Linked DNA regions of Homo sapiens: regions 2 and 3 are each linked to region 1. A link is a loop called in an ENCODE intact Hi-C map of the cell type or tissue named here. Cell type or tissue: endothelial cell of umbilical vein. All regions are shown on one strand. Links, peaks and the distances in the headings refer to the core of each region. The heading gives the core; the rest is flanking DNA. Region 1 has its middle 160 kb from the start of RERGL. Region 2 has its middle 32 kb from the start of MIR3974. Region 3 has its middle 41 kb from the start of MGST1.

Region 1 (10,694 bases), core at 2,022-7,021:
ATGCAAATCAGTAAATATGATATATGACATAAATAGAATTAAGGACAAAAATCATCTTCTCAATAGATGCAGAAAAAGCATTCAATAAAACTCAGCATCTCTTAACAATAAAAAATCTTCAACAAACTAGGCATAGAAGAAACATACTTCAATAAAATAAAGGCAATATATGACAAACCCACAGCCAGCAGCATGTTTAATGGGGGAAAGCTGAAAGCATTTTCTGTAAGAACCAGAACAAGACAAGTATGCCCATTTTCACTACTTCTATTCAACATAGCACTTGAAGCCCTTGCCAGAGCAATCAGGCAACAGAAAGAGATAAAAAACATTCAAATTGGAAAAGAGGAAGTCAAAATAAACCTGTTCGCTAGGGATATAATCTTTCATCTAGAAAACCTTAAAGAATCCAATAAAAAACTCTTAGAATTAATAAATAAATTCACTAAAAATTCAAGATATAAAATTAATGTACAGAAATCAGTGTTTCTATACACCAAGAGTGATCTAGCCTGGGACTCTATCGAAAAAGCAATTCTATTTACAATAGCTATAAAAAAATTAATATGCCTAGGAATATATTTAACTGAAGAGGTAAAAACCTCCATAAGGAAAACTACAAAACACTGATGAAAGAAATTATAGATGACACAAGCGAATGGAAAAACATTCCATGTTCATGAATTGGATACTGCCCAAAGAAATCTACAGATACAATGCAATTTCTATCAAATTACCAAGATCACTTTTCACAGAATTTGAAAAAAAAAAATATAAAATTCATGTGGAATCAGAAAAGAGCCCAGATAGCCCAAGAAATCCTAAGCAAAACAAAAAGAACAAAACTGGAGGATCACATTATATTGCAAGGCTATAGTAATCAAAACAGCATGGAACTTGTATAAGTGTAGACAGTAGTATCAGTGAAATAGAATAGAGAGCCGTATGCAAAAGAATGAAATTGGACCCATACCTCTCATCACATACAAAAAGTAACTTATGTTGGATTAAAGACCTAAACATAGACTTGAAACTAAAAACATCATAGAAGAAAACCTAGAAAAAAACTCTTCAGGACATTGGCCTAGGAAAATTATTTATGACCAAATTCTAAACCAAACACAACAAAACCAAAAATAGACAAATAGAGATTATTGAAATGAAAAAGCTTGTGCACAGCAAAAGAAGCATTCAATAGAGTAAACTGATAACTTACAAAATGGAAAAAATATTTGCAAATTATGCCTCCAACAAAAGACTAATATCCAGAATCTACAAGGAACTCAACAAGGGAAGAAAGCAGGTAACCCCATTAAAAAGTGGGCTAAGGACATGATCAGGTATTTTTAAAAGACATAAAAGCAGCCAACTAACATTAAAAAAATCACTAATCATCAGAGAAATGCAAATTAAAACCACAACGAAATATCATCTTAGATATTTAAAATGGCTATTAATAAAAAGTTAAAAAATAACAGGTGTTGGCAAGGATGCAGAGAAAAGAGAATGCTTACACACTGTTGATGGGAATGTAAATTAGTAAAACCTTTCTGGAAAACAGTATGGATATTTCTCAAAGAAGTAAAGATAGAACTACCAGTTCATCCAGCAGTCTCACTACTGGGTATATACCCAAAGGGAATAAAAACAAATGACAACAACAAAAATTACATCACAAAGACATTGCACTTGTAATTTTATCACAGCATTATTCACGATAGCAAAGATATGGAATCAACCTAAATGGTCATCAGTAGATGATTGGATAAAAATATGCATTACACACACACACACACACACACACACACACCACAGACTACTACTAAGCCATGAAAAGAATGAAATCATGTCTTTTGCAGCAACATAGGTGGAACTGGAGGCCATCATCTTAAGTGAAATAACTCATAAACGGGAAGTCAAATACTGCATGTTTTACTTATAAGTGGTAACTCAGTAATGAGTACACATAAACATACAGAGTAGAATAATAGACATTGAACACTCCAAAAGATGAGAGGGTGGGAGGTAGGTGAGGTTTGAAAAATTATGTTATGTACAATGTTCAACTATTAAAGGCTTCACCACAAATACAGTATACACATGTAAAAAATTTACACTTCTAACTCCTAAGTAGATTGCTAGTAAAAAAAAAAAAAAAAAAAAAAAAAAAAAACCATTTGGGGCTGTGGATATTTTCATGGTCTTTACTGTGGTTATGGTTGATTCCATTGTGTACATACACGAAAATTTATCAGATTGTGCACTTTGAGTATGCACAGCTTATTGTATGTTAATTATACCTCTGTAAGAAATTAAAGTAAAATGTTAAAAGAAAGCATATACAAGCAACAGTTCGACCTTTAGATACATTCTGATGACACATATTAGAATAACTACCTTACCATAATAGAAGAAGAAAATGGTGATTTAATCTATAGAGAATTTTAAATGAAATTTGAACTCAAAATTGTCAGGTATATCTGAGATTAGAGAGTAGAAAAATGAATTTCTACTTTGAAAGAGTTCAAAGAGACAAGTAAGATTATTAACAAAAGCAGACATACATTGAGTTTCAACACCATAAAATTTCAAAATAACATGAATTACAAAAAATAAAATTTTTAAATTTCCAGAAAATAAAACATGTTATCTAAAAAGTATTTAAAAGATGAGTATTAATTTTATCAATAGAAGCACTAATTTCCTAAAGACAATAGAGAAATACCTCAAAATCTGAGAGAGAAATGTATTAATCAATTTTAGGTTAAAATAAAGGCAGCGTGAGATAATCATGTCAGTTTACTTTACATGGACTTTTCATAAGAAACTGGAAAACTGAGCAAGCAAGACAGGGAAAATGAGTATCCAAACCAAAAAATCAACACTGGATAAAGGTAAATAATGACAGAAAGAAAACATTTTAGGAAGAAAGGCATGTAGTATTCCTCAGCACCAAGGAAGAATAGAGGATTCCAGGAATAATGCTTCCTAGAAAAACTAGTTGATTAACCAGAGTATGTATTTAAATGTGTTGAGAAATTAATACTTCAGTAGAGATTGGAGATAGATTATAAATTACCTATTGTAACAAATACTCAGTATTAAGAAAACACTATAGACTATAATCTCCTAGAAAACACAAAACTGTACAGAAATCAGGAGTAATCAAAGTACACTGTATATATAGTTCAACTGTGAATAGTGTTCACACAATCATAATAAAAACACTAATTATTAATTTAAATAAAAAGTATGGCACAACTCTCTTGTGTATGAAGTAGAGTAAATAGAAAACTCTTCTGCATTAGAAAGTCAATAGATACATCTAACACTAGCAAATCAAGAAATAATAGAATAATCATGTTTTTTTGACATATAGCATAATACGATACAGAAAGAAAACTTTTCTTAATGATGTCATCTCAGGAGTGAAGATTTGGAATTCTCTAAGTGTGAGGGAATTTTTTTCTTAATTTTTCCCTATTATAAGCCATGTAGAATTATTTCACTTTGAAAACAATGACTATACAGATGTGATAAAGCATAACAATTAAAATTAATAAAACAGGAAAAGTCTGGCTTTGAATAATATACTGACAGCAATGAATAGTATTATGGTTTAGTCATAATGATACCGAGTTTATAGTTTTGAAATAACAATTTTGAGGTTTATTCTGGTATGACAAAATTACTAAATTTGTAAAATGAGAATATAATACTTGACTCATTAGACCAGCCTCATAAGGTGACTGATTTCTTCAAAGACTCATTCTCTCTCTCCTTAATCTGTAACTTCTTTACAAGGAGTATCTAAACTGAATTCTCAGAACACAAAAAGAGACTATAAATCTCTTTGCTACTATACAACTGTCAGATTTCACTAAATCCAATTATCATTGGGTACCACCCTAAGTTAATTTGCCACTGATTTGTATCACTGCATGTTTAGATCTGTTTTACTTGCTCTTATGACAGATGTATTTCCGCCATTTTAGCAGTGGAATTAAACGGTGAAAGCCTATTGATTATTGAGGAATGATAACTCAGCTACACAGCAGCACCATCTTTTGGCCTTTGAAGGAAAATGATCCAAACTTATGAATCATGAGGTCTGTATTTCTGGCATGCGATGTATGCTTACTTTGTGAATCACCTTTGCAATGCAATTAAAGTAAGGAAATGGCTTCAAAAGGACTGGAATCAACATTTCACATGAGATCAGATATCCACAAAAACAAATCAACTGAAAAAGATCTATATTTTATTCATTCAACAAAAATTAAAGTATTATTTTAGAAAGTGTTTACCTTTAGAATTGGAATTCCTTTCTTTTTAACTTATGAATTGCTTGTACATTTATTTTGTATGGTTATTTAGTATTATCATTTAAGTTTATTCAACATTTCTGACTTATGAAAGGACTTTCTGTAATTTATTTATTTTTTGGAAAGCTGACTCCAAAGTATGCTTTTTTTCCATTTATCTTTAGAGTAGTAGTAATATATTTATTACTAAACATAATCAAATAGTTATGATTCTAATATATTTATCAAATGTTTTTACCTTTTCAGATACTATTATCAAGTGCTGTCTGCAGACAATTTGCAAGAAGTGCAAATTTTATGAAAACTAGATTTTGTTAGGTTGGTGTGATGAATAAGACAAATACTTTGTTTTAGAATATCATTTACTTTATTGCTACAGATGTATTTGCAGAAATTATATATAAAAAATAAACAGAATGCAGCATCAGAACATGTGGTTTAACTCTGACCCTAACAATGAGTAGCTCTTTATACTACAGCAGTAATTCAATCTTTATTTCATACATATGGAAATATTTGCTAAAATTAATCTAAAAGATTGCCTTATCTAACTCATATAGATGCTTCCAGGTATATATATATTTACTTTAATAGAGTTTATTTAGGGCAGTCTTAGGTTCACAGCAAAAATGAGCTGAAGACACAAAAATTTCTCATGTGCTTCTTATCCCACACATGAATAGCCTCTCCCATTGTCAACATTCCCTATCAGCACCGAACATTTGTTACAACTGATAAACCTACATTGACACATATGCATTCACCCCAAGCCTGTAATTTACATTTATCAGGGTTCACTCTTGGTGTTTTACATTCTATAGGCTTGGACAAATGTATGATATATATTCACCATTAGGGTATCATACAGAATATTTTCATTGTCTTAAAAACTCTGTGCCTGAGTTTTTATAAATTGTTAATTTTTGAATTGTGTTTTCTTTAGTTTTTACCAAATAAAACACTATAGTATTTTCATATTTTATCATTACCTTTTTCCCACTATGATATCTTATTTTTTCATAATTCTGTGGTACCAACATATAGAAAGCTTTTTAAAAATGTGTATTTCCACAGTCCTAAAAAAAATTTTTCTCCAAAAAAGCTTTCTCATTAAAGTCAATCTTAGAGTATAAACAAAATATTTATTTATCATTCCTCTACACCACGCTGAAGCCCAGAGTGTCATTTAGGTCACTGAGTTGAATAATATTCAGAAATATAAATATGAAATAATTAAGTGTATTTTTCAACATAGTTAGATTTAAATCTAGATCTGTCCTGCCTAGTATCATAGCCACTAATACTTGAGAGGCTGAGGCAGAAAAATCGCTTGAACCCTGGAGGCGGAGGTTGCAGTGAGCCGAGATTGCACCATTGCACTCCAGCCTGGGTGACAAGAGCGAAACTCTGTCTCAAAATAAATAAATAAATAAATGAAATTTAAAATTCAGTGATTCAGTCAATCTAGCCACATTTCAAGAGTGCAGTAGCTACAAGTGGCTAATAGCTTGGGTACTGCAGATATGACCATTTCTGAAGTACTAGCCTTCCGTGAAGACAATCATGGAAGAACTATTGGACAGTACAGATTATCATACACAAATTGAAATATTATTATCTAAAAAGTTAATAGAAATCAAATGATATACCAAAATGTCAACAGCAAGTTAAAGTAAATAAGACCTATAAGGCTTTAAAAAGTTATTTTTTTAAATATTGGTAAGCACACATTAAACGTTTTGAAATTAGTGCTTTTAGCAATTGAAGAATTGAAGGCACAAATTCTATGTTACTTTTCCCGATCACAGCTTCTGCTTTAAAAAAAAAAGAAAATCGATATGTCTGATAAAAATACACATTACATTTTGTTAATGACAAATGCTTGGTTTAAAACTTCGTGGTTCAAGTTAGTTAAAAGAATTTCAAGTCAAATATACAGTCTCCCAGATAAATTTTCTTTTTTTTTTTTTTTGGATCTCAAAAAGAAAATATATATCTTTATATTTATTTTTACAAAACATCTCACTTACACCTTAGTCATAGGGTGTGAAAAACAAAGAAATAGTGAAACACTAGTAATTATATTGACTAGAGAGAAGGAAATCTAAGAATCTTGTTGATTCAATGTGTTTTCTTTTTTAATTTGATAATAATTCTTTTCAATGCGCTACATACTATTGCATGCACTTTACATGCATGAATTATTTTAATCCTCACATCTGATTTAGGAAATAATTATTTTCATTTGTAAATGAAGAAATTGTGGCAACAAGAGTTTAAATGAACACCCCAAGTTCAGACACCTTGTTTATAGATGAGCCAATTTTTGAATATATGCAGTTTGAAGTTTGAATCTCGATCCCACAGTCTATGATTAAACTCTTAAGAAAACCAATTCAACTTGTAGAATTTAAAAGGTCACATATGCATGACAGGTATTAAACCATAAACTTATTTTAGCCACTTATGTGATGAAGAGGGAGTGCCAGCTCAGAAATAATCAGTATGGTTGGGAAAGTTTGATGCCTATAACAGGCTAAAAATTTATCCCCAAGATATCCACATCCCAATTCCTAGCATCTCTGAATGTTACTTTTTATGGTAAAAGAGACTTTGTAAATGTGATAAAGTTACAAATGATGAAATGGAGAAATTATTCTACATTACTTAGGTAGGCCCCAAATGCCATCACAAATGTCTTTAGATAAAGGGAGGCAGAGAGAGAATTCACACAAAGGAAGAAAGTGCAATGTGACCATAGATACAGAGATTGAAGTAATACAGCCAAAAGCCAATGAATGATGGCAGCCACCAGAAGCCACCAGATAAGAGGAGGCAGGAAATGGATTCCCCCAAGAACCTCTGGAGAGAGTGTGGCCCTGCTGAGACCTTGAGTGTAAGCTAGTGAAATTCATTTTGTACTTCTGACTCTCCTGCCTTGCTTGAGATCTTTATTTCCTCCCACATCTTCCAGTTACTGTCTAGTGTCCTTCCATTTTACCCTGTAAGATTCCCTTTAGCCTTTCTTTCAGGGTAAACCTCCGTCCGCTTTTGTTTATTGGGAACATATTATTTCTCCTTCACTTTTGAAAAACAGTTTTGCTGGATATTGGATTTTTGATTGCAATATTTTTTGTTGTTTGTTTTTTCTTTAGCACTTGGAATATATTGGCCTACTGCCTGTTAGCCTTCAAAATTCTGATAAGAAATCTGATTATAAGTGTATTTATAATCTTTTGTGTACGATGAGTTGTTTCTTTCTTGCTGCTTTCAATGTTCTATTTGTGTCTTTAACTTTTGAAAGTTTGATTAGGTTTCTCTGCCATCTTGAATGTGTCTTTGTGGGTCTCTTTGAGTTTATCTTGGAATATGTTGAGCTTCTTAGATGTTTAAATTCACATGTTTTATTAAATTTGGGAAGTTTTCAGCCATTATTTCTTCAAATATTTTCTCTGTCCTTTTATTTAAAATATTTTTTGAAACTCCTACAGTGTACGTGTTGGTCTTAATTTTTTCTCCAGTTACACAGATACCTTCAGTTTTGTTTATGTTTTCTGTTTTTTTTCTTTCTGTTCCTGAGACCTGATAATATCCATTGTCCTGTGAAGTTCCCTGACTCTTTTTTTATCCTGCATAAATCTGCCTCTAAGTCTCTCTAATAATCTTTTTTATTTCAATTGTTGTACTTTTCAGGTAATGTATCTCTTTTGGTTTCTTTTTAGGAGGTTTTCTATCTCATTATTAATATATTTATTTTCTTCCAACATTGTTTTATTAACATTGTCCGCATCTTTCTTTAGTTCTTTGAGCTAGACATCTTTAAGACGTTGTTTTAAATATTTGTCTAGTAGATCTGTCATCAGGTCTTTTTCAGGGATAATTTCTGATTATTTTGCACTTGAAAGGACAATACTTTTCTGTATGCTTTATATTTTTTTTGGCTAAAAGATAGACATTTAAATCTAGGGCCAGGCACAATGGCTCATGCCTCTAATTCCAGCAATTTGGGAGGCCAAGGTGGGCAGATCACTTGAGGCCAGAAGTTCAAGACCAGCCTGGCCAACATGGTGAAACCTCATCTCTACTAAAAATACAAAAATTAGCCAGTCATGTGGTGAGTGCCTGTAATCCCAGCTACTCAGCAGGCTAAGGCAGGAGAATCACTTGAACCCGGGAGGCAGAGGTTGCGGTGAGCCAAGATCATGCCACTGTACTCCAGCCTAGGGAAGAGCGCAAGAATGTCTCAAAAAAATAACAAAATAAAATAAAATAAAAGCATGCTAACTTTGAAAATCAAATTCACATCCTTCCATAGAATTTGTTGCTTTCTGTTATTGTTTTTTCTTTTGTTTGTTTTTTTTTTATTGTTTTAGAATGTCTCTGTGCCAAGGATTAGCATGAAATATAAATTAAGGCCTTCTTAGGTGTTTTCTGAGCTTTTACCTTTCCCTGGGAATGTTGACTCACTTTCTAATTTTCCCCATATATGCAGTTTTTTTTTTTTTGAATGTCATAAATTTTGATATGTGGCTACCAAAATAAATAAATAAAAATAAAGTAGGGAAGAAATCTGTCTCTTCAAATCCCCTGGAAGTCACTTCAGCTGCAGCAGGAGGGGCTACAACAATTGGGGAAATGCAACAACAATGGCTGTGACACTACAGTTCCTCCATCAAAGGGAGAATTTCTCTCTTCACCTCTTAAAATTCAGTTGGTCCTGTAATGTACTCTGGCCAATAGATTGTGAAAGAAATGATAACTTGCCAGTTCTGAACCCATGTCTCAATAGCCCTTGTGTGTATTCTACTACTTTTCTTGAGGTCTTTTTCTCCATAACGGACCATCCTGCTAGACAATAAAAGAGTGTGGAGCCTAGGTGAATAAGCTCAGTTACCCCAGTGGAGTCCTCCAACGGTAGAAAGAGCCCAGCTAAGATTAGCAAAGCTGGTTCTCAGTTGATAGTAGATGCATGAAGGATCCCAGCCTAGACTAAATTGCTGACCTGTAGAATATTGAGATAAATAAAGTCATTGATTTAAACCACTAAGCTTTGAGGTCATTCTTTATGCAGCATTAGCTATGTAATTTTTTTTCTCCTACTTAAACTCCTTTAATAGCTTTCCATTATTCTTAACAGAAAGTCTATTTCCTTAAAATAGCCTAACTGACAGTAGAGACTGAACAAATACATTTGGGATAAATGATTAAATAATCACTTTAATAACAGTTGCTTTTGTTATTTTAAAAATATAGTGTAAGAAATTCTGAAAAATGAAACTGGGAATAAAAAGAGGAGCTATTTCTCTGAAGTAAATAGATAATTCTACAGCAACATAGAATATAAGGTTGTCAACCAAACAAAAACAAGTTTTCTCCTTTCTATTCAGTGTCTGGAGATAACATAGCTTACCCTAAGTAATGCCATGCTGCCTACAATTCTATCTTATTACTATCCAGAGTTTACCATTAGCAAAAAGAATAACCTCACTGTTGTAAATGGCAGCTGAACCTTCAGTCAGGCATACGTTCACGTACATATAAATTGTGCCTGTGACTTTTTGAATTTTCACAAAATTACTGGCTCCAATGTTTGGGCTAAAAACATTTTCAATTTCTATAAACCAGCCATTACAAAAAATTTTCCTGGAGGTAAATCAGCACTTTTATGGTGAAACCTGAACCAAAGAGTGTTGATGAATCTGCTTTGTGCACTTATAGGTAGGTAGTATTAAATATAAAATCCAGGTAAATAAGTAATTGAAATGTGTTACTATTTTTATATAAGAAACAAAGTGGCAGATATAAATTCTATTCTCTTTCTAACAAAGTAAAGTAGACATTTTGTAATTGGGCCAGTGTGTATAATCTAGTCAAAGAATCAATTTGGATATATATGGCAACAATATAATACAATGCCAATAAAGTTAAATTTTTTAAAAAACGGATTAAAACTAAACTCTGCGTTTTTTCTTTGTATGCTACCTTTAGTTAATAGCTTTATCATATTAGAAATTTAGTTACCTTTCTAAATTCCTTATTTCCATTAATTTACTGTTTACCATAACCAGATAATATTATGTCAAACTTAGAGATTGTATATCTCTAAAATCCACTCTTCCATCACTACCATCATCGTCATTTTTCTAAATTGAGCCACAACCTTCTACTTAAATGTTGAAATCTCACTTTAAGTTTCAACCACTAATATCAAGCTTCTGTCAGTTACATTTCCCATGTCTATTCCTACTCCTACTCTCAGAGATGCTTCTTTTATACCTCTTCCTCTCTCCAATAATAATTCCATTCTCCATCTTTACTTCTAATTTATGATGTTCACTTTTTCTTGAGAAAATAAACTAATTAGAAGAG
Region 2 (10,694 bases), core at 3,717-8,716, 290 kb before region 1:
TTGTTTATTCATGGCCACTCTTTGAGGAAGTAGAAAAATATACATATTTCCTAAAATTGCTAGAAGTAATACAAAATGGTCAATAGAGTTTTAGACATTTAAAAACATCACCTCAATGTTTTATCTTCTAACTGGTAACTTTATGAAAATCACAGGGGTTACTGATTTATTATCTGTACATTTAGCAATATACAGTTAATAGATACCAGAGGCTATACAGTCTTGACATTTGGTATTAAAGATTTCTTGTGTATTATTTCTTTGTAATAAGACAGATCACTATGCATGTCTAAAATTAGATGGTAATTTGATAACAGTAATACATAAGCCAGTACTACACTTCCAAGGAAAGCATTCAATTTATTAACACACAGTGCAACTGAAGAAAGGTATCAAATCTAATTTCCTATGAGATCTTGATCAATTTAATAATGTCATTAAGAAAATTCCATTCATTGATTCATTAATTTATCAATTTGTTCTATAAATATTGCTACTGACAGATAGCCTAGATTTCAATCCTTACTTTACCCCATAGCAATTGTATGCCTTTGAAGGAGTTACTTTACATCTCTGAGCCTTTATTTTCTTATCAGTAAAGTGGGCATAATAACAGTAATAATTTTATAGGATTGTTTTTAGGATTAAATGAGTTGATTCATATAAAGCTTTTAGCAGAGCTCATGACACTCTGAAAACATTTGAGTTCTTACTAACATTTTTACATTTTTATGTGCCTGAAGCTATGAGACATTAAAGCTATAAAAGCAAGTAATAAAGATATAGTTTCTACCTACATTGAAAACCAAATAAAAACTAGTAGTTAAGAGAGATGATCGCTGAATAAACACTCACCATGTAAGATTGTGACGGTGACAAGTGACATAAGAGGTACAATCTTCTATGGAAGCTATAATAGGAGAATTTGACGTAGTAAGGGTGACTAGAAGTTGTTTTTGCTTTTGTTTTTAATGGCAAAGATAAGAGCATAGATTAAGTACTTTCCACAGAAGAAGCATATTTAGTACAAGAAGGTCTTACAGTAGTTTCCGTTATACAAAATAAATAAATAAGGACCTACAAGTGCAGAAATCCTCCCTTTTTCTTCTCAGTGAGAGAGATTTTTGAACTACACCTAATAGAACATTAAAACACCCCCTTCTGTCATGAAGAAATGCTCAGTATACCAGGTGAATGTAGTGACAGGCACTCACCACCTGAATAAGAGACTCAGGAAGCTGCAACAGATGCAGAATTTCCCATAAAATTTTAAGCTTTATTGAGGTATAATTGATGTACAAAAATTTTGCACAAACCTAACGTATACATTTTGATGAATTTGAACATACATATACCGCCATGTTACCACCACCAGAATCAAGATTCCAAATATATCTGTCACCTCCAAAAATGTCCTTGTGTTATTTTGTGGGGTGTGTGTGTATGTGTGTGTGTGTGTGTGTGTGTGTGTGTAGAATGCATAACATGAAATCTATTCTCTTAACACATTTTGAAGTACAAAATACTGTATTGTTAACTATAGGTATTATGTTGTTCAGCAGATCTCTAGAATTTATTCATTTCGTATAAGTGAAACTTCATTCCCACTGAGCAACAATTTCCCATTTCCTCCTTCCTTGTCCCTGCAACCCATTCTATTCCCTGTTTCTATTAGTTGGACTATTTCAGATATCTCATCTAAATGGAATTATGCAGTAGTTGTGAGTTTTTTTTCTGTGACTGGCCCATTTTACTTAGCATCATGTCTTAGGTTTATCCACATTGTTGCAAATTATAGTATTTCCTTTTTTAAAGGTGAATAGTATTTCATTTTATGTAACTGTCACATTTTATTTATCCATTTTTCTGTCAATGGGCTTTGAGTTGTTTTCATATCTTGGCTATTGTGAATAATGCTGCTAGGAAATTAGGGTGCAAATGTCTTTTCAAGATCGCGATTTTAATTCTTTTGAATATATACCCAGAAGAAGAATTGCTGGATCATATGATAGCCCTATTTTTAAAATTTTGTTGAGGAACCTCCATACTGTTTTTCATAGTGTCTGCACTTTCCACATTCCCACCAACAATCTATAGGGGAAAGTACAATTTTCCATGGAAGCCAAATCATCCTTTCTGAGCACAAATCTAGGTTGAACAATGTGCGTTGTACAGTAGGCTTGGAATAGCATAAAGGGATTGGTTCGTGAAGTCTAAAATCCACAGGATTTATAGATTTATAATGTCCATCTTTCTCTTTATTCTTGGGAATGTTGAGGTTGGGTAAGATTTGCTGGGCTCCCTGTGTCCTGCAAAGTAATAGCAGGGTATAGGATCTTACCAGTTTCGCACACAATATTGACTCTACCAAATTGGGAAGAAGGTTGCACGTTGAATAACCAAAATAAGGCATTTAACTACTAGAAGCTGGGTGGGAGAAAAACAAAGTAGAGTATAGGAGAAGGCAATAGACTATTTCAGAACTGTTCCCTTAGTCAGTATTTTCTTTTCTTTTCTTTTCTTTTCCAGATAGGTAATTCAATTTTTTTTTTATGAGATCTCACTCTGTCTCCCAAGCTGGAGTGCAATGGTGCTATCACGGCTCACTGCAGCATTGACCTACAGGAATTAAGCGATCCTCCCACCTCAGCCTCCTGAGTAGCTGGAACTACAGGTGCATGCCACCACATCTGGCTAATTTTTGTACTTTTTGTAGAGATGGGGTTTCACCGTGTTTCCCAGGCTGATCTCAAACTCCTGGGCTCAAGTGATCCACCTGTCTCAGCCTTCCAAACTGCTGGGATTACAGGCATAAGCCACTGCTCTCAGCCTTTAGTCAGTATTTTACAAACTCCTTTGAATATAAATACCTCCTAATTCACTTGTTAAATATATGGTTTCCCTAACACCTAGCTTGATGGGAACTAATATTTTGCATTTTAAATAATACCCCAATTGAATTTTTCTCATAAGAGGATATTAGAAAAAACTGCATTTAACAACACTGGCAATGGCTGTTGAAAAGAAAATAGAAATTGGTATTTAAACACAGGGAATATCATTTGTAGTTTGTGTAATAAATACATGTGAGATTAAATGCATAAAGTTCTTGTTATATAGTATGGATTTTATCTTCGTCAAAAAATTATCTTGTTATATTGACGAAGTTGCAAGTTCAAGAACTCTAGGATATTCTTGCGGCAAGGTCAGAACTGGTTAGATTTATCATATAGATTGTGGTGCCTAAGATTTACATCATTGTTTATATATTTCTATCTAAAAAATTGTCCTCGGTTTCTTAATTCAATAAGCCTATACACTGAACAGGTATAGGTGCTTTTTACTTATACCAAACACGTACACACAAAATATATGTCAGTGAATAAATAGATTTGTATTTACTTATTTTTAAAAACTTTTATTGTAGGTTCGGAGGCACATGTGAAGGTTTGTTTTATTACGTAGGTAAACTTGTGTTATGAGGGTTTGTTGTACAGATTATTTCACCACCCAGGTATTAAGCCCAATACCCAATACTTATCTTTTCTGCTCTTCTCCTTCCTCCCACTCTTCTCCCTCAGGTAGACTTCAGTGTCTGCTGTTTACAGTTGTCATATTTGTTCTGTATTTTGCTTTGTGGTAGCAATCCTTGTTACAGGTTTTCAGGCCTAAAGCTTTGAGCTGGTTCACCTGTCTGACATCTTTCCTTCACACCTACAACCAGAGAATCCTGGAGACTGCTCAGTGTGGCTGAACATAGATGAGCTATACACTTGCAACTCAGAGCTGAAAACCTTAATCCCTGAAGTAATCTCCTACAGCCTTCAGGTCTTTGGATAATTAACACTTTTATTGAAAATCTTAAAAATCTACTGGAGAATATTTCTAGAGTTTTACAAGATTTTGAAGGTGTGATTCTCTTTCAGTACAGTGAGTTATGCCATTAAATTCCCCCAAATACCTGAAAAGCCCATATGTTTAACGTGCATGCTCTTCCATTGTAGGTTGAAAGCTAAGTGCAAAGGTATAGTATCTAGGGTTCTTCTGTGTCCGTTAGACCAAACCACATCCTATGATGTTTTTGTTACTCTTAAGATACTGTTATTTTTCAATCTTTGCTATTTTTAAAATCTATGTAGGAAAAGGAGATGTGAAAGAAGCAAGAACAAAAAGCCCACCTTTCTCACAATGATTTTGCATTCTCATTTCCATATCTCTTCAAAGGGTTTGGCCTAATTTGGGGTAGGTTTTCATCTCACTAAGTCAGTCCACCCATGCTAATTCAACGTTGCCTTAAGTAGCATAGATATCAAAAGTATATCCTGCTGCTTAAGTATACTGCACTCTTCATTAAGGATTGAAGGATATATGTACAAGGTAATGAGTACCCATGTGAGTTTTATAACCATCATGAAAATTGGTTGCTTTTCCATGGCTGTTTCTTGTATCCCGATTTCAAAGCCCCTTCCAATGCCCCTCTCCCTCTTTCTCTTTCTCTGTCTCAATACTCTCAATGGAAACTTCACTGATAATACAGTGGCAATGCATTTAAATGTTAAGTACTGCAAGGAATATTTTTATATTAAATACATTTCTAATTTAGGTTGGAAAATGTTTGCTATCCAATTGGTAACTTATTTGCTAATAAAAGTTATAGAATAAAAGCAACCACTCCTTTCCTAATCTAAGCAGTTGTGTCCCATGGATTTATGCAAATATATAGGAACTTGAGAGTTTTCTAAACCATCCTCATGTAGCAAATATTTGGAAATTTGAAAAATAAATGAAATGACAGCTTTGGCAGTGTTGGCTTTCTAGTTGGTATAATACGCCTCTAAATGAAGTTAAAGTCTGATATTTGTTAATTATACTTTCATCTCTAAAAAGTACCTCTTACTTCTATTGTTCTTCAGCGACTTCTCATATCTGTTACCTCCTTAGAAGATGAAAATAATGGAGCATCCCAGCCGTGCAGAAGGATTATTTATACTGATAAAGGACCCACTGGGATCCACCATAATTCAATAGAGCATCATGTTGACAATGGGCCAGTAGCCAGTATTTTACCTTTACTCTCCTAAAGAATGAAGCATTCTTAGCCTGACTCACCTGCACAGTTTCAGGATAGATGCATCAGATTTGCTGTGCTGAAAGGCACTGGAGTAGAGGTGCCCAATCTGGCCTATTTGCAGATCCACATAGATATCTTGTTAAAAATAAGAATATAGAGCTTCACCTCAGACAGAATGAATCTTAAAATTTTCACTTGGGTTTCATGAAACTATACTTACCACAAAGTACTAATTTTCAGAAAAAGAAACTACGAACAGAAGTTACTTAGTGGTTTGTGCAGGAACTCACATTTTCAGTGTCCCCATCTATTTTCACAGTTACAGCATGCTGATGAATATATTCTAAGAAACACAATGGGAATAAAACATCTCACCAAACCATGAACTCTTTATAACAAAGTCTTTGCTAACTTGTGGCATAATCAGTATTTCCACTGCACATCTTGTGCCTAATCCTATGTAGAAACTGGAAGAAAGAAGTTTAGCTCTCTTGAAACACTACACCAGGAAGCATTTGTGTATATGTTGCCAATATTCAATCAGATTTAAGACAAAAAATTTTAAACAAATTACATACTACTTTACTTTGGAAAAATAAAACATATATTACATAAAATAAACTATATGTTTCTTTGGAAATTATATTTTGATACTGAAAAAAGTCATTGGGTATTAATAGTGTGATTTGGTTTAACTAAATTCATTGTCATGGTTTTTACCCTTTATAATATTTTTATATATATACACGTATATATATATATATATACGTGTATATATATATTGTGTAGGTCTTATTTACAAAATATATGCATTAGCTTAAGAGAAAAAATAACAAATTATAGTAAATGTGATAACCTGTTGTCTTTTTAAAATTTCACTTTACATAGGTATGTCATATGTCCTATTTCATTAAAATAAACTTTTTTAATATTACTGTGCTGTTGAATGATTCTAGCTTTGTAATGGTTCTTTTTTGAGTTTATAATATTTTATTAACAAAAACATGCTTTCATTTAATTACAGGAAATTATCTAGATTTGATTATATTTTATTTTTTTTTTAATTATACTTTAAGTTTTAGGGTACATGTGCACAACGTGCAGGTTAGTTACATATGTATACATGTGCCATGTAATGGTTCTTAAAATAGTTTAGGAGTATTCTGAATATTGTGGAAGATGCTGGACTCTATGTGGTGGCTCTAACAACATACAACTTTCTGTCCCCCAAAAGGGGGTTGATTTGCTTTGCTAGTTTCCCCATTATATAAGAGTCCAAGTGTTAAATACTAAGTTAAAATTGGTCTAGATGATAAATACCTGAGAGGATGTTTGGTTTATTCTTGCACCTTCGCGTCTGGAAGCATCAGGCACCCGTGAGAGTCCCTGATTTAAGCTCTGCTCACTTTCACCTTTGCATAAAAAAGCAGAACACATTCAACTGTTATTTTTAATCGTTCTTTTCATAAGTAATACAAGTTTTCTTGTGTGTTGCGTGTGTGTGTGTGTGTGTGTGTGTGTGTGTGTGTGTGTGTGTGTGTTTTCTAAAGAAGCAAAACAAAAATGATGAAGCAAAAAAAACAATCTACAACTTCGTAATTTGCCAGTTACAGCCGGTGGTGCTTTTACATTGCTGCTGCCACCTAGTGGCTACCTTGTAGAAATCTATCCGCTGGTTCTCGGGAAAGAAACTGCAGAGGGCTCCTCAAACAACGTAGCAAGCAGTCAAAATTGATTTTCCTATTGTGTTAGTCCTCCTTGCAACATAAACATGTCCTAACAGAAGGAAAATATTGCTTATTAAAAAACGTCCTTAATCAACAAGGAACAGAGTAGATGATAAAATCCAATGAATGCTTTGGAGAAATACAACTTATTTAACTTGTATATGCAAATCCACGATAGCATCTCTTTTTCTGTGATTTCAGACTTTCTGTTGTTATTTCATATAGTAGATTCACTGGTTTCCACAGAGTAAAACGGGAAAAAAAAGAAGTAGAGATGGGTTAGAAAGACAGATGAGAAGAAACCTGAGATAAGCTCTGTGTTTTGTCTGCTAATTTGTTGCTTTCTGGGTCCTAAATGTGATGATTGTGGTAATTGTTTGTGTTGTGGGCTTTTCCCCCAATTTTTCTTTATACTTTGCATTGTACAGAAAAGAATGAGCCACCCAGAGATTATAGTTGACTGTTCATCAAGTAGGGCAAATGAGCCAATGTCCTTGGAAATGTTTAGACAGAAACAGAGCATCCCTTCTGGTTTCCTGAGGCAATTTCAAGGGAGAATTAATTTATTTACTAATTTTCTGAAGAAATAGGTGACCACTGACTTGAAGTAGGATTGGTGTTTAGAGCACAGAAATAAAGATTAGAAGTGCGCAAGCTTGTGGCAATACAAAGCAAATATATATATTAGTATGTTATATATTATATACTAATATAATAAAAGATTAGAAATGTTATCAGAATATCAGAAATGTCAGAAATATTTTTACCACTTCAGCCTCACATCACAAAAATTGGCAATATCGTCAGCTATTCCTGTTGCATATCTCAAAACATCATTCTACACAGTGAATTTATATTACATGCAGATCTTTATCATAAGCAGTGTGGTGCAGAAATCCTGTTATAAAGAAAAATGGACAATATACATTTTAAAGAAGTAATGGAAAAGTATAACGGAGTTATCCAATGGTAATTCAGACAATACTTGGGTGGTATATCAACCAAGGTACAATAGGAAATAGCAGCTTGGAGTGATTTATCTACGTTCTTAAAGAGAAGGAATTTCATACAGGAGATTAGGATACAAGTCATGAAATGCATTAGAAACCCTAACTCAAAAGCTGGGAAGTACAAGAAGCTGCTACCACTCCTCTACTTGATCATCAAAGGACAGAACTGACAGTACACACAGGAAGAGACCAAGGCCACCCAAAAGAAGCCTATACATGGTAGACCAGTCTAGGTGAAGGGGAAGCTTTGAAGCAGATACCACTATTGCTAAAGAAGCAAGGAGAAAAGCTCTGACACTTTCTTTACCCTTACCCTACAGTCATATGAGCAGGTCTTTAATTGGCTGAAAATAGTAGGAAGCCTGATGAAAAGTGATCCTAAATATGTAGCGTGCAAAAGTGATGATCTCCCAACATAGAATAGAGATAAGAAAGGGAGATGAATGAATTTAAGATCAAAACAAGCCAAGACAGGCATCAGTAAGGACAGTAAGAAGCACAAAAACCAAGAGGACTGACAGGGGAACAGAACATGACCTGAAGGATGAAGGAAGTATGAAATATAATGAAGGAGAAAGGAAGGAGAAGAATATATCAGGGCAGCAAAAATAATAAGGCAGGATTCCAAGGAAAGACTGTGAATGGTGTTATCAGGAACAGCGAGGAGAAGACTAGACAATTTGAAAAAGAGCATGCGGCATCTAGACAAGTTTGGAGAGTCAAGAAGACTTGAATGCTAGAATAAGAAACTGGAAATCAATTCTATAGACTATCCATTTCCAGAAGCTTATCATACAGGATGATAGTTCTGGAAGATGCTACAGCAGCTTGCTTGTTAAAAGGATGTTCATTGTCAAAGAGTTGGGGAAATGTTAGTTTTTAGAATCTTTTATATGCTACTGTGCTCTCTGGATCCATGAGATGTATATCATAACGTAATATAAAGTTTCATAAATGTGTTTATTATCATAATGTAACAAAGTTTCATAAATTTATTTATTTGTATATTTATAATACATCTTATTGGTCTAGTGGTTTATTACAAGGCACTCTGGAAAAACTGCTAAATAATTTTGAAATCCTGCCATTTGCCAGCAAACTGAATGAAGAGTGAGATGTTCATAAGGCAACTAATTCCCAAAGATTGAAATAAGTAAAAAAATACTGTTATAAGAAACTTGAATTGATTCAAATTTCCACTAATTCATAGTTTATGATCCATTCCCTGGAATTATACTATTAATTGAAAATATGTTTTAAAAAAACAAGTGTTTTAATGGGTTTTAATGTAAAAGATTTGATCTGAAAAAGACAGCTAATATTCATAATTACAAATAATTCTCATGTATTCACTGAAGTAAAATGATGGGGCTTTTCATTCAGTCAGGAGTTTTAGTTGCTCAAATATTTTTATGAAACAGTTTAAGGTTATTCTGATTGAAACTATTATCTAATTTGAAATTGTTCCAGGCCGTCTATTTAGAAGGTCAAAGTGGCTCTAGACAGAAATGTTTAAAACTACTGAAACAAACCTCATTGTTCATGGGTATCCAGTAATAAGAAGGAAAGAATTAACAGCAGGCCTGTAGCACACTCCTTCCATACAGGGACACTGGAGTGGTGGGTGGAGTCTGACTTTGGACAGACCTCTTTGCAAATATTAATAGAGTGCATTGATGGAAACATGCTAGGAGTCTTTATCTATAAAATATTTTAGGTGGATATACCTGACCAGTCTAGACTGCTTATTGTAGATAAATCTGGGATTTATGGTTTGTGGAACTTGAATGTCTGGGAAATGAAGAGTAGTTACATAAGCTGTCAAATTAGTGGAATACAAAGCAGGGACATTTCAAAATTGAAATGGCTCATTTTTGAGTTTAATGCTTTTGCATATATTGCTAATAAACCTCATAGTTAATCCTACACCAAAATGCCAACCAGGTTGGAACAGAATTGATATTTTGGAGAGCTGAATTTGAAAATTTCGAGTTCCTCCAGGGAATATCTTGATGTTTGCTTGTATCATTTGAGTCCTGAGCAGATCTGGTTCCTGGTTAAGATCCTCAGTCTGATTTAATATTTCAACCCTTTTTGACAACACAGATTGGTAGAGTAGGCATGATTAACTTTTAGACCTGTAAATTATGATCACTCAAACACTTTTTAATAAGAAATGAGGGTTTCATAATGAGGGTGTAACATAATGAGGGTTTGTTGCCGGAATAGTGTATTCTTGTTATGAAGTAGCAAAAACCTTGACTCCATCTATGGAGGGAAAGATTTAACAGTGGAATTTATGGGAAATAGGTTTAGATCTAGGGAGATTAGCTAAGTGAATACACAAATAATGTAAGTTTAAAGAAGGTTATAAAACCATGCTATTCCCTAGCTGGTGATAGCAGTCCTCATCAAACACAGAAAAAAAGACAGACTTTTAAATCTTTTTAAACGTCAAACATCAAAAACAGAAAAAAAAGAAAGACTTTTTTTTAATTGATTACTGAACAAAGACATTGTATTCAATCATAACCCAGGTGACCTCAGATTCCAGAGGTTACTCTGGTTAGAGCTGGGGTTCTTTATGAAGACATCAAAGAACGAGTCTGATGAATTCCTGTTAGCATGAATTATCAGAAAAAAGAAGTGATTTGGGAGCATGTCACTAATTTTATATACATTTGAATGAAAGGGGTTATGTCTCAATTCCAGATGGCGGAAAACTATTGTGAGAAGCGGCTTTCAGATGGTTTAATATATACCTTGTAACAATGGGTAATGATAAGGTTTCTGAAGGCTTATACCGAGTGAGGTAACCTCCCTACACTCTCCTTTACCAACAGATGGAATGACTTTCTTTCTTTTTTTTTTTTTTTTTTTTTTTTT
Region 3 (10,052 bases), core at 1-5,000, 1.5 Mb before region 1:
AGCTCACCGCAACCTCTGCCTCCCGGATTCAAGTGATTCTCCTGCCTCAGCCTCTTGAGTAGCTGGGATTACAGGTATGTGCCACTACACCTGGTTAATTTTGTATTTTTAGTAGAGATGGGGTTTCTCAATGCTGGTCAGGCTGGTCTCAAACTTCTGACCTCAGGTGATCCATCCGCCTTGGCCTCCCAAAGTGCTGGGATTACAGGCGTGAGCCACCATACCCGGACCTGAGTTTCTTTCTTAAAGTTTGTGTTAAGATGTTGCCATGTGGGGACAATATCATAATATAACATACTATTCTGTGTGTGTCTGCACATGTATAATACAGATATTATTTTAAAATATGATTACAAATGGCATAATCTCTTTCTTAAACCATACAGGTTTTTGTTGCATTTTTTTTCATTAACACTATGCCCTGAGACTTTATTACCAAAGGGAAGAGGAGAGGAGGCATTTTCTATTCAAGAAGCCCACAAATAGGAATTAACACAGGTGCAACAGGGGGAATTCTTCATTGAAAAGGGACAAAAAGTAGAAATTCCTCTGGTACAAAAAGAGGGGGTTCAGAGAGAATGGATCTTGGGTTGGGATACTGCTGGGGTCCCCTGAGGGAACTTACCCATCTCTGGCCTTTGTGAGAAGATAGGCACCCTATTGAAGGATATGCCCCATGTAATTGATTTAAATGTGCCCTCCTGCCCCCCAAAATGTATCCAACTTCTAATCCTTGGAACCTATAAATGTGACCTTTTGTGGAAAAAAGGGTTTGGGCAGACATAATTAAGTTAAGGTTATCTCGATGAGATTATTCTGGATTAGATTGGGCTCTAAATCCAATGGCAAATAATTAGAAGAGAAGGGGAAACAGATGCAGAGACACAGAGAGAAGTCCACGTGAGGACAGATGCAGAGAGTGGGGTTACACAGCCCCAAGCCAAGGAATGCCAAGGGTTGCAAGCAACCAGAAGGTAGGAGAGAGGCAAGGAACAGACGCCCTGGAGAATCCAGACAGAACCAACCCTGCCAACAACTTGATTTCAGGTTTCTGACCTCCTGAACTGGGAGATAATAAATTTATGTTTTAAGCCGCTAAGTTTGTGGTAATTTGGTATGAATTGCTCTAGAAAACCAATATATCTCACTTATTATACCAAACTCTGGGAAGAATCCCAATCACAGGGCACCTAAGTGCAATAGGGGATGCCCAAAAGCATAGTAATATTGGTCAGGTAGTTTGCAGGGGTGAGTTCCAGAGAGAAAACCCCTAAGTATCTCTTGACGTACTTTTGTACGCAGCTTCCTGGAGTTCTGACATGCTCCTTGTGGGATGCAGAAGGCAGCTGATGGCTGCGAAGCAGTAGGCCTATCACAGGGATCCCTGTAGTGAGGGATAACTCTAGCTGGGGTTACAGCAGAGACTATAGGTGGAGTTGTAGAGTAACGGTAGAGGCCAAAGAAGGAACAGGAGTTAGGTGGGAAAGGGGAAATAGTATCAGGTGCTAGATATGCTGAGAAAACAGCCCATGGATTTCACCCACCGTGGACTTGCTAGAATGGATTTAGATAGGACAGATCAGAAGAAACTATTTGCAACTCAGAGAAGCAGAAGCCAGGGAAGAAATATAATTTGGAACTAAAGATCGCCTCCCCAGTATAAAGTTCTTATTGTGCCCAAATTTTATTTTGGAGAGGAGGAGAATCTTGAAAAGAGAAATTTTAATAAGAAATAGTTTGAACTGCAATATGAATTCTGCTGCAATGGACCATTGTAATCAGTGTGAATGGGGCAAGTCTAAAATTTCTTTTGTCATTAGGTGGAGGGAGGTTGGAAGTGAAGGAAGAACTCTGAGGTTACATCAATCACATGATTTCTTTAAAACTACATTTGTGTGCATGAATTGTATATAATATTTGATCTTATTACACATAGAAATGGCAAAAATCAGTGGTTATATGCTTTCAATATTTTTCTCAAGTAAAATCCACTATAATTTTTACCGGCTAAATTTATACTTATTTTATTAACAATTTATTTGCACATCTGCCTGGGAAAAAGTCTGTTTCAAACAATGATAATCTGATGCAACTGTATCTCTTTTAGTTTCAGACCTACCATCAAAGCCCAGGAGAAGCCCGTCTCTTTTCAAAGGGCTTTCTTTTTTTTTTTTTTTTCCTCAATCTGGGTGGCTAACTTTGATTTGTCTTTGGCACGATACTGTGGAGCTCACAAGTAACTCTCATTAAGAGTTCTGCAAATGCTAATTGATAGATCAGCAAGTTTGGAGGGCTGCTTTTAATACATACAGTTTCTTTTGGAGTTTTGCGTCTTTTCTACCTCTTAAGAGTCAAGTCTATTTGACAGCCAACTAGAGAGTATTGAAGTAATTGCCCATAAAATGAGAGTCTCCTATCTACCCTCTTCTCAGCACACTTGCCTAAAGAATCTGCCTACTGCCTTCACTCTTTGCTTCATTTGGTCTTTCAGTGGCTCGTTAGGTGTGGGCTCCTTTTGGCCAGGGCTACCCAGCTCTATTTCAGTTCCCTGTATGCCTGTTTGCCTTCGGAGGCAGTGACAAATTTGCTAGGTTGCGAGGTTTGCACTGGTCAATAAACCAGTCCAAAGTATCCAAGCAGTTTGTGGTTTGGAAATTCTTGAGCTCTTTTGGAGAAGATCGGTGATTTCCCATTGCCACTAGATGTCCCTGTGTGACTTTTCTTTTGGACATCAGTGCTGTACACGCGGCAAGTTATTTCTACTCTGCTGGATAGAAGGAAAGTGCTCCGCAGGCTCTGAAGAAGCAGTTTATAGCGGCATGTCACCCAAGCTAGGACTCGGCACAACTTAGCCCTAGCACATGGATTTAGAGTGCAAGGGTATGGCAATGCCGAAAATTACTCAGACTGTGCAGAAATCAGGATTATCTCTATAGAGGTCCTGGGATCTTTCCAACTTGCATCATTAAACTTTTCCTGCCTCCCAGCCTACTCTCAATACTGAGACCGAAGCTTCTAAAACAATCTGTCATGAAGAATTACGAGCTAGCTTTTAAAAAATAGTTTTTACTTCTGATCTTTTGCAGGCCAATGCCTGATGTTACTGTATATGACCAGTATGCCGCTCACTGTGTGAGTTTGCGAACACCCAAACTGTGTACAGTAGGCCCCCTTTGTCTCAGTTTTCCTTTCTGCAATTTCAGTTACCTATGGTCACTTGCAGTTCAAAAATATTAAATGGAAATTTCCAGAAATAAGCAACTCGTAAGTTTTAAATTGTGTGCCACTCTAAGTAGAGTGATGAAATCTACTTCCAACTCCATCCGGCCTGGGATGTGAATTATCTTTTTATCAAGCGTCTCTGCACAATATACACTGTCCACCCTGTCAGTCACTTAGCAGCCAGCTTGGTGATCAGATCGATTGTAGTGGCATTGCAGTGTTTGTGTTCATGTATTTTACTTAATAATGGCCCCAAAGTCCAAGAGTAGTAATGCTGGCATATTATAATTGTTCTATTTTATTATTAGTTACTAGTTATTGCTGTTAAATCTTTTACTGTGCCTAATTTGTAAATTAAACTTTACAAACTTTATAATCTTTATTTTATTGTGCCTAATTTATAAATTAAACTTTATCATAGTGCATGACATACATGTATAAATGGGAAAAAAAACAGCACAGTCATGCATTGCATAATGACATTTTGGTCAATGATGGAGCATATATATGGCTGTGGACCCATAAGATAATAATACAGCTGGAAAATTTCTATCACCTAGTGATGTCATAGCTGTCCTAACATTATAGTGCAAAGCATTACTCCCCTCTTTATGTTGATGCTGGTGCACACCAACCTACTGGGTTGCAAGTCATAGAAAAGCGAACAAGTAATGTCCTAGGCCTTCGCATTCACTGCCCACTCACTCACTGACTCACCCACAGTGACTTCCAATCCTGCAAGCTCCATTCATGATAAATGCCCTATACAGGTATACCATTTTTTTTTTTTTTGAGATGGAGTCTCGCTCTGTTGCCCAGGCTGGAGTGCAGTGGGGCTATCTCGGCTCACTGCAAGCTCCGCCTCCCACGTTCACGCCATTCTCCTGCCTCAGCCTCCCGAGTAGCTGGGACTACAGGCGCCCACCACCACGCCTGGCTAATTTTTTGTATTTTTAGTAGAGACGGGTTTTCACCGTGTTAACCAGGATGGTCTCGATCTCCTGACCTCATGATCTGCCCGCCTTGGCCTCCTGAAGTGCTGGATTACAGGCGTGAGCCGCCGCACCCTGCTGTTTTCTACTGTATTTCACTGTACCTTTTCTATGTTTAGATACACAAATACTTACCATTGCACTACAATTTGTCTACAGTATTCAGTACAGTAACATGCTACGTAGATTTGTAGCCTAAGAGCAATAGTCTACACCATATAGCCTAGGTATGTGGTAGGCCATACCATCTAGGTTTGTGGAAGTACACACCATGATGTTTTCACAAAGATAAAATCACCTGCCAATCCATCCCTCAGAATGTATCTCTGTTGTTAAGCAATACATGACTGTATATAGACATATTAAGTTGGTGCAAAAGTAATTGCGGTTTTTGCCATAAAAGTGATGACAAAAACTGCAATTACTTTTGCACCAACCATGTTACTGTACTGAATACTGTAGGCAATTGTAACACAATGGTAAGTATTTGTGTACCTAAACATAGAAAAGGTATAGTGAAATACAGTAGAAAACATTAAAAATGGTATACTTGTATAGGGCATTTATCACAAATGGAGCTTGCAGGATTGGAAGTTGCTGTGGGTGTCAGTGAGTGAGTGGGGAGTGAACGTGGAGGCCTAGGATATTACTTGTTTGCTTTTCTATGACTTGCAACCCAGTGGGTTGGTTTACACCAGCATCGTCACGGAGCTGAAGGTGGCTCACACTAGCTGGCAGGGGCCAGTTGTTACCAGTAGGATTTGATACTATTGACAGTTTCAGGCATCAACTGGACTCTTGAAATATACACTTGCAGATAACTGGTGTCTACTGTATTCCCTGTTTATTAAAACCAGTTAATTAACTATATGCTTGGTTGTCACAGCAATATCAGCTGGCTATAAGTGTCCTTTTAATGCTTACTCTCAATTTCTGTATTTATTTTGTGACACACTGGAAACACTTAGTGGAACCCTTCAAGCGACACTGGCCTAGGCATTATCACAGGCTGAGTTCTACATCCTTAAATTAAAACTAATGGACCTCGAGGAACTGGAGAGGCTTAAGGCAGCTTTAGGAGACTTGAGTGGAGACTCTTGTAATGTGGCAGGAGCTGTACTCTGTCCTTCCAGAACTCCTGCTCTAGGCCAGGCCTGGACCTTCCACTGAGCAACTACACTGAATCTCAGATGAAGGCCACTTTAAAACAGAAAACCATGGATGATCCCAGGAAGCAACAGCAATAGAGAAGGAATGCTTCTTGAAGTTCAGCTTCTGAACCTTCTTGGGGAAATTAAGTTAATCTTGTAAAGTGCCACTTTGCGTATCTGAAGACAAATACAGGTGGCATAGGGATGGTAAATACCTTGCACTGGGATTCGTTTTAATAATTAGCCATAGTGACACCTAGGTGATAGATAATGTGATGGCTTACCCAGCAACCAGCTCCAATTACAGAAATAACAGAAGGAAATTTTAGCTTCACAAACTGAAAAGAAATAGTTTGTTTACTCGATGCATCAACAGTTTGTATCTCAACAGTCATTTATTGAGCCAGTTATTTGTAATGCAAGAGCACAACTTGCCTAAAAATAATGTTGAGAATAGTGGTTAAGTGTCCTGTTTTGCTTATAGAAGACCATTTAAACCAGACTGTAGTTGAACTAAAATAAATAAGGTCTCTTTTTGTCTTTTTTGTGATTCCATGGGTCGGGTCAAATTGACGGCACGGAACATTGCTTACTCTTGAAATTCCAAACTCTTGAAATTTCAATTTAAAATATTGGGTTTTCCCTGCCCTTCTTAGGATAGCCAGTAGAAAAATGGGGTTTCCCTGGATTTCCTTGGTCTGGTAGGTGCAGCAATATGACATGAGTACCTCATAGGAGGGACTACAGAGAAGCAAGGATTCCAGATGGAGGGAGAGTTTGGAATGTGAAAGAAGGGTGTTATTAGCTGATGCTGACTCATTGGGGTTTGAAGTATGAACACGTGTTTAGTGAGCAATATTGGAGTTTTCATAGTAAGAGCTTGCAGAGGTGGCTGGGAGTGAGGCATGAGATCTCTCGGTAGAGGCAAAATAGAGTGATGAGAGCCAGAAGCACTGGATCAGGTGCTCCCAAGGGGAAGTTGTAATGAAGAGTGAGGCAGGATTGCGTAAGTAGAAAAAGAGAAAAAGAGAGCAATGCTCTTGTGAAAAGGGAGTTGAAGTGCAATACAGACTGCAGCTCCATCCGTCAGAGGGTTGAAATTTCACACACGAAGGCTCATTTTGATATGTTCACATTTATGTGGCAAGCGCTCCAAAAGGGAGGCCCTAAATACATCTTGTCAGAATAACTCCAGCAAAGACTGACATTTACACATTTCTCTGGTTAGGAAATGTAATAGAGGCAGGGGCATATACAGGTTTTATGGGGCCTAAACCTTATGTAATTTGAGGGCACCTCAGGGGAAAAAAAAAAAGAACAATTTAAAATATTAAACTGGGTAGAGAATTTTTTAAAAAAATTGTCCACTTTAGAAAGCTAACACATGCTACAAATTATAGAAAAAAACAGTATTTGTTTAAACTCTAAACATATGCATATTTGCTATATAGGCAAACTCATGTCTTGGGGGTTTGTTGTCCAGATTATTTTGTCACCCAGGCACTAAGCCTAGTATCCAATAGTTATTCTTTTCTGCTCCTCTCCCTCCTGCCACCCTCCACCCTCAAGTAGGCCCCAGTGTCTGTCGTTCCCTTCTTTGTGTCCATGTGTTCTCATCATTTAGCTTCCACTTATAAGTGAGGATATGCAGTATTTGGTTTTCTGTTTCTGTGCTAGTTTGCTAAGAATAATAGCTTCCAGCTCCATCCATGTTCCAATAAAAGACACAATCTTGTTCTTATTCCTTTTTATGGCTACATAATGTACATCATTCCATGGTGTATATGTACACATTTTCTTTATCCAGTCTGTCATTGATGAGCATTTAGGTTGATTCCCTGTCATTGCTATTGTAAAGAGTGCTGCAATGAACATTCACATGTATGTCTTTATAGTAGAATTATTTGTATTGTTCTGGGTATAGACCCAGTAATAGGATTGCTGGGTCAAATGGTATTTCTGTTTTTAGCTCTTTGAGGAAGCGCCACACTTCTTTCCACAATGGTTGAATTTATTTACACTCCCACCAAGAGTGCATAAGTGTTCGCTTTTCTCCACAACCTCTCTAGCATCTTTTATTTTTTGACTTTTTAGTAATAGCCATTATGACAGGTGTGAGGTGAAATCTCATTGTGGTTTTGATTTGCATTTCTCTAATGATCAGTGATATTGAACTTTTTTCATATGCTTGTTGGCCAGATGTATGTCTTCTTTTGGAAAATGTCTATGTCCTTTGCCCACTTCTTTTTTTTTTTTTTCAATTTTACTTCAAGTTCTGGGATACATGTGCAGAACGAGCAGGTTTGTTATGTAGGTATACATGTACCACGGTGGTTTGCTGCAGCTATCAACCCATCATCTAGGTTTTAAGCCCCACATACATTATTTATTTGTCCTAATGCTCTCCCTCCCCTTTCCCTTTCCCCCCACCCCCCGACAGGCCCTGGTGTGTGATGTTCCCCTCCCTGTGTCCATGTGTTCTCATTGTTCAACTCCCACTTTTGAGTGAGAACATGCAGTGTTTGGTTTTCTGTTCCTGTGTTAGTTTGCTGAGAATGATGATTTCCAGCTTCACCCATGTTCCTGCAAAGGACTTGAACTCATTTTTTATGGCTGCATAGTATTCCATAGTGTATATGTGCCACATTTTCTTTATCCAGTGTATTATTGATGCCTTTGCCCACTTCTTAATGGGGTTGTCTGTTTTTCTCTTGTAAATTTAAGTTACTTATAGATGCTGGATATTAGACCTTTGTCAGATGCATAGTTTGCAAATATTTTCTCCCATTCTGCACATTGTCTGTTTACTCAGTTGATAGTTTATTTTGCTGTGCAGAAGCTCTTAAGTTTAATTAGATCCAATTTGTCAATTTTTGCTTTTGTTGCAATTGCTTTTGGCATCTTCATCATGAAATTTTTGCTCATTCCTGTGTCCAGAAAGGTATTGCCTAGGTTGTCTTCCAAAGTTCTCATAGTTTTGGGTTTTACATTTAAGTGTTTAATCCATCTTGAGTTGATTTTTGTATGTGGCATGAGGAAGGGGTCCAGTTTCAATCTTTTTTATATGGATAGCCAGTTATCTTAGCCCCATTTACCAAATAGGGAGTTATTTCCCATTGCTAGTTTTTGTCAGCTTTGTCAAAGACCAAATGGTTGTAGGTGTGTGGCCTTTTTTCTGGGCTCTCTATTCTGTTCCATTGGTCTATGTGTCTCTTTTTGTACCATTACCATGCTGTTTTGATTACTGTAGCCCTGTAATATCATTTGAAGTTGGGTGATGTGAAGCTTCCAGCTTTGAAGAGCAATATTTTTACTTGTCAATCTTATCTCTAGAATTCTTTTTTGCGTATTTGCATTGCGTCTTCTTTGATTGCCTCTTCACATGACGATGATTGTGTAATTTGATTTCCTATAGTAAGAACAAGATAATTCTTTCCACTAGCCTCTAGCATGGTTAATTTCATTGGCACTCTCAGAAAGTTTCGTTTTATTACTTTCTCAGTAATATCATGCAAACTTTTAGGACTGTTGACAAATTTAGAAAGATTTCTATCAAATTTCTTTATCTGTAAACTTTCTGGAAGAATGTTCCCCAGGCTAACTGGTAGTTCCATACATTTCAGTTTCATTTTTCTCCCAGTATGTACATAGTTTGAATGCCTGACACAATAATATATGTTCAAGTCATAATCTCAACTCCAGTCCTTCACTTTTGTTCCAGAAATAAGAAAAACAGATATTGCTTATAGTCTTATAGTCATTTTGGGATATGGCTTTATAGTCTTCTAGTCATTTTGGAATACGGCCAAGTTATTTTCCTGTCTCTATATCTCTGTATGTCTCTATATCTATCTAGATATATACAAAGATATATCTATCTGGATATATACAAAGATATATCTGTATACATATGATAGATATATAGATAGATTGAAATATACATTTTTGTATATATATAACTGTCTATATCTATTATATAATTACTTGTATCTGTATCTATCTAGAGGGACCTAGAGAGATAGTAGGTAGATAGGTATAGACATTTATCTATATCCCACTAAAACACCTTAGAAATGCACTCCCAGCTCAAGTTCCCCTTAACCATATATAGAAAATGCTCTTGGCCATTCTAATGTCACCCATCATGAGTTGAAGTTTTATAAGGGGGAAGTTAAAATGAGAATAGACAGTGGTCTTAACTCTTTCCTGTTTTTAGTTTTGTAAATTGTTTAGAGACATATGACCACATAAACACATTGCCAGAGCCCCTGCCAGGCCTTTGGAAGATGCCTGTGCAAATAAGGGGGCCCTGATATTTTTGCTTCCTTAGCTTCACAGTAAATCTGTGAATGGTGACAGTGGTAGGAGAGTTTTCCCCAAAAATGTCAAGAATAGAGAAACCTACCCTGTCATATGAAAGAGAAGCAGCTTTAGCTTCCTGCAGTTTCCTTCCTCATTTCCAAAAGAGTAAAGTGAAAGAGGAGGTTATGGGAGGAATAGCCACACTCTCAGAGCCTTTCAGGGCAGGCAAAACCTGCAACGAGAGGCTGCTCACACAACAGCAGTGAGTCTGGGATCACTGCCACTGTGGTGACAGTAGTAGCAGCAAAGGTGCAAGGGAAAAACCACAGATTTGGAACATTGTTTCATCAAACTCAAGGCCTAGAGAAACAGCAGGTAACAGAGT

The links. Peaks named below come from ENCODE experiments on the same cell type or tissue, not always from the same donor. Only the 100,000 strongest peaks of a DNase experiment are listed, where the experiment ranks them.
Region 2: it touches region 1 in a loop (7-fold over the local background); 7 of 110 quality-filtered maps call a loop at or near these places.
Region 3: a loop joins it to region 1, with 12 times the contacts of the local background. A loop is called at or near these places in 2 of 110 quality-filtered maps.

The regions. Positions count from the first base shown.
Region 1 is chr12:17,925,088-17,935,781 of GRCh38, forward strand. No RefSeq gene overlaps it. Among named protein-coding and RNA genes, the nearest start is that of RERGL, 160 kb to the right of the region's middle. In endothelial cell of umbilical vein, for the core only: a CTCF peak has its summit at 4,101 (motif pointing left); a DNase peak (open chromatin) is centred at 4,084; H3K27ac peaks cover 2,763 bases.
Region 2 is chr12:17,635,496-17,646,189 of GRCh38, forward strand. No RefSeq gene overlaps it. Among named protein-coding and RNA genes, the nearest start is that of MIR3974, 32 kb to the right of the region's middle. In endothelial cell of umbilical vein, for the core only: a CTCF peak has its summit at 6,718 (motif pointing left); a DNase peak (open chromatin) is centred at 6,716.
Region 3 is chr12:16,383,531-16,393,582 of GRCh38, forward strand. It overlaps a transcript of MGST1 not described here. Among named protein-coding and RNA genes, the nearest start is that of MGST1, 41 kb to the left of the region's middle. RefSeq lists an enhancer at 1-14. In endothelial cell of umbilical vein, for the core only: a CTCF peak has its summit at 2,663 (motif pointing right); a DNase peak (open chromatin) is centred at 2,721.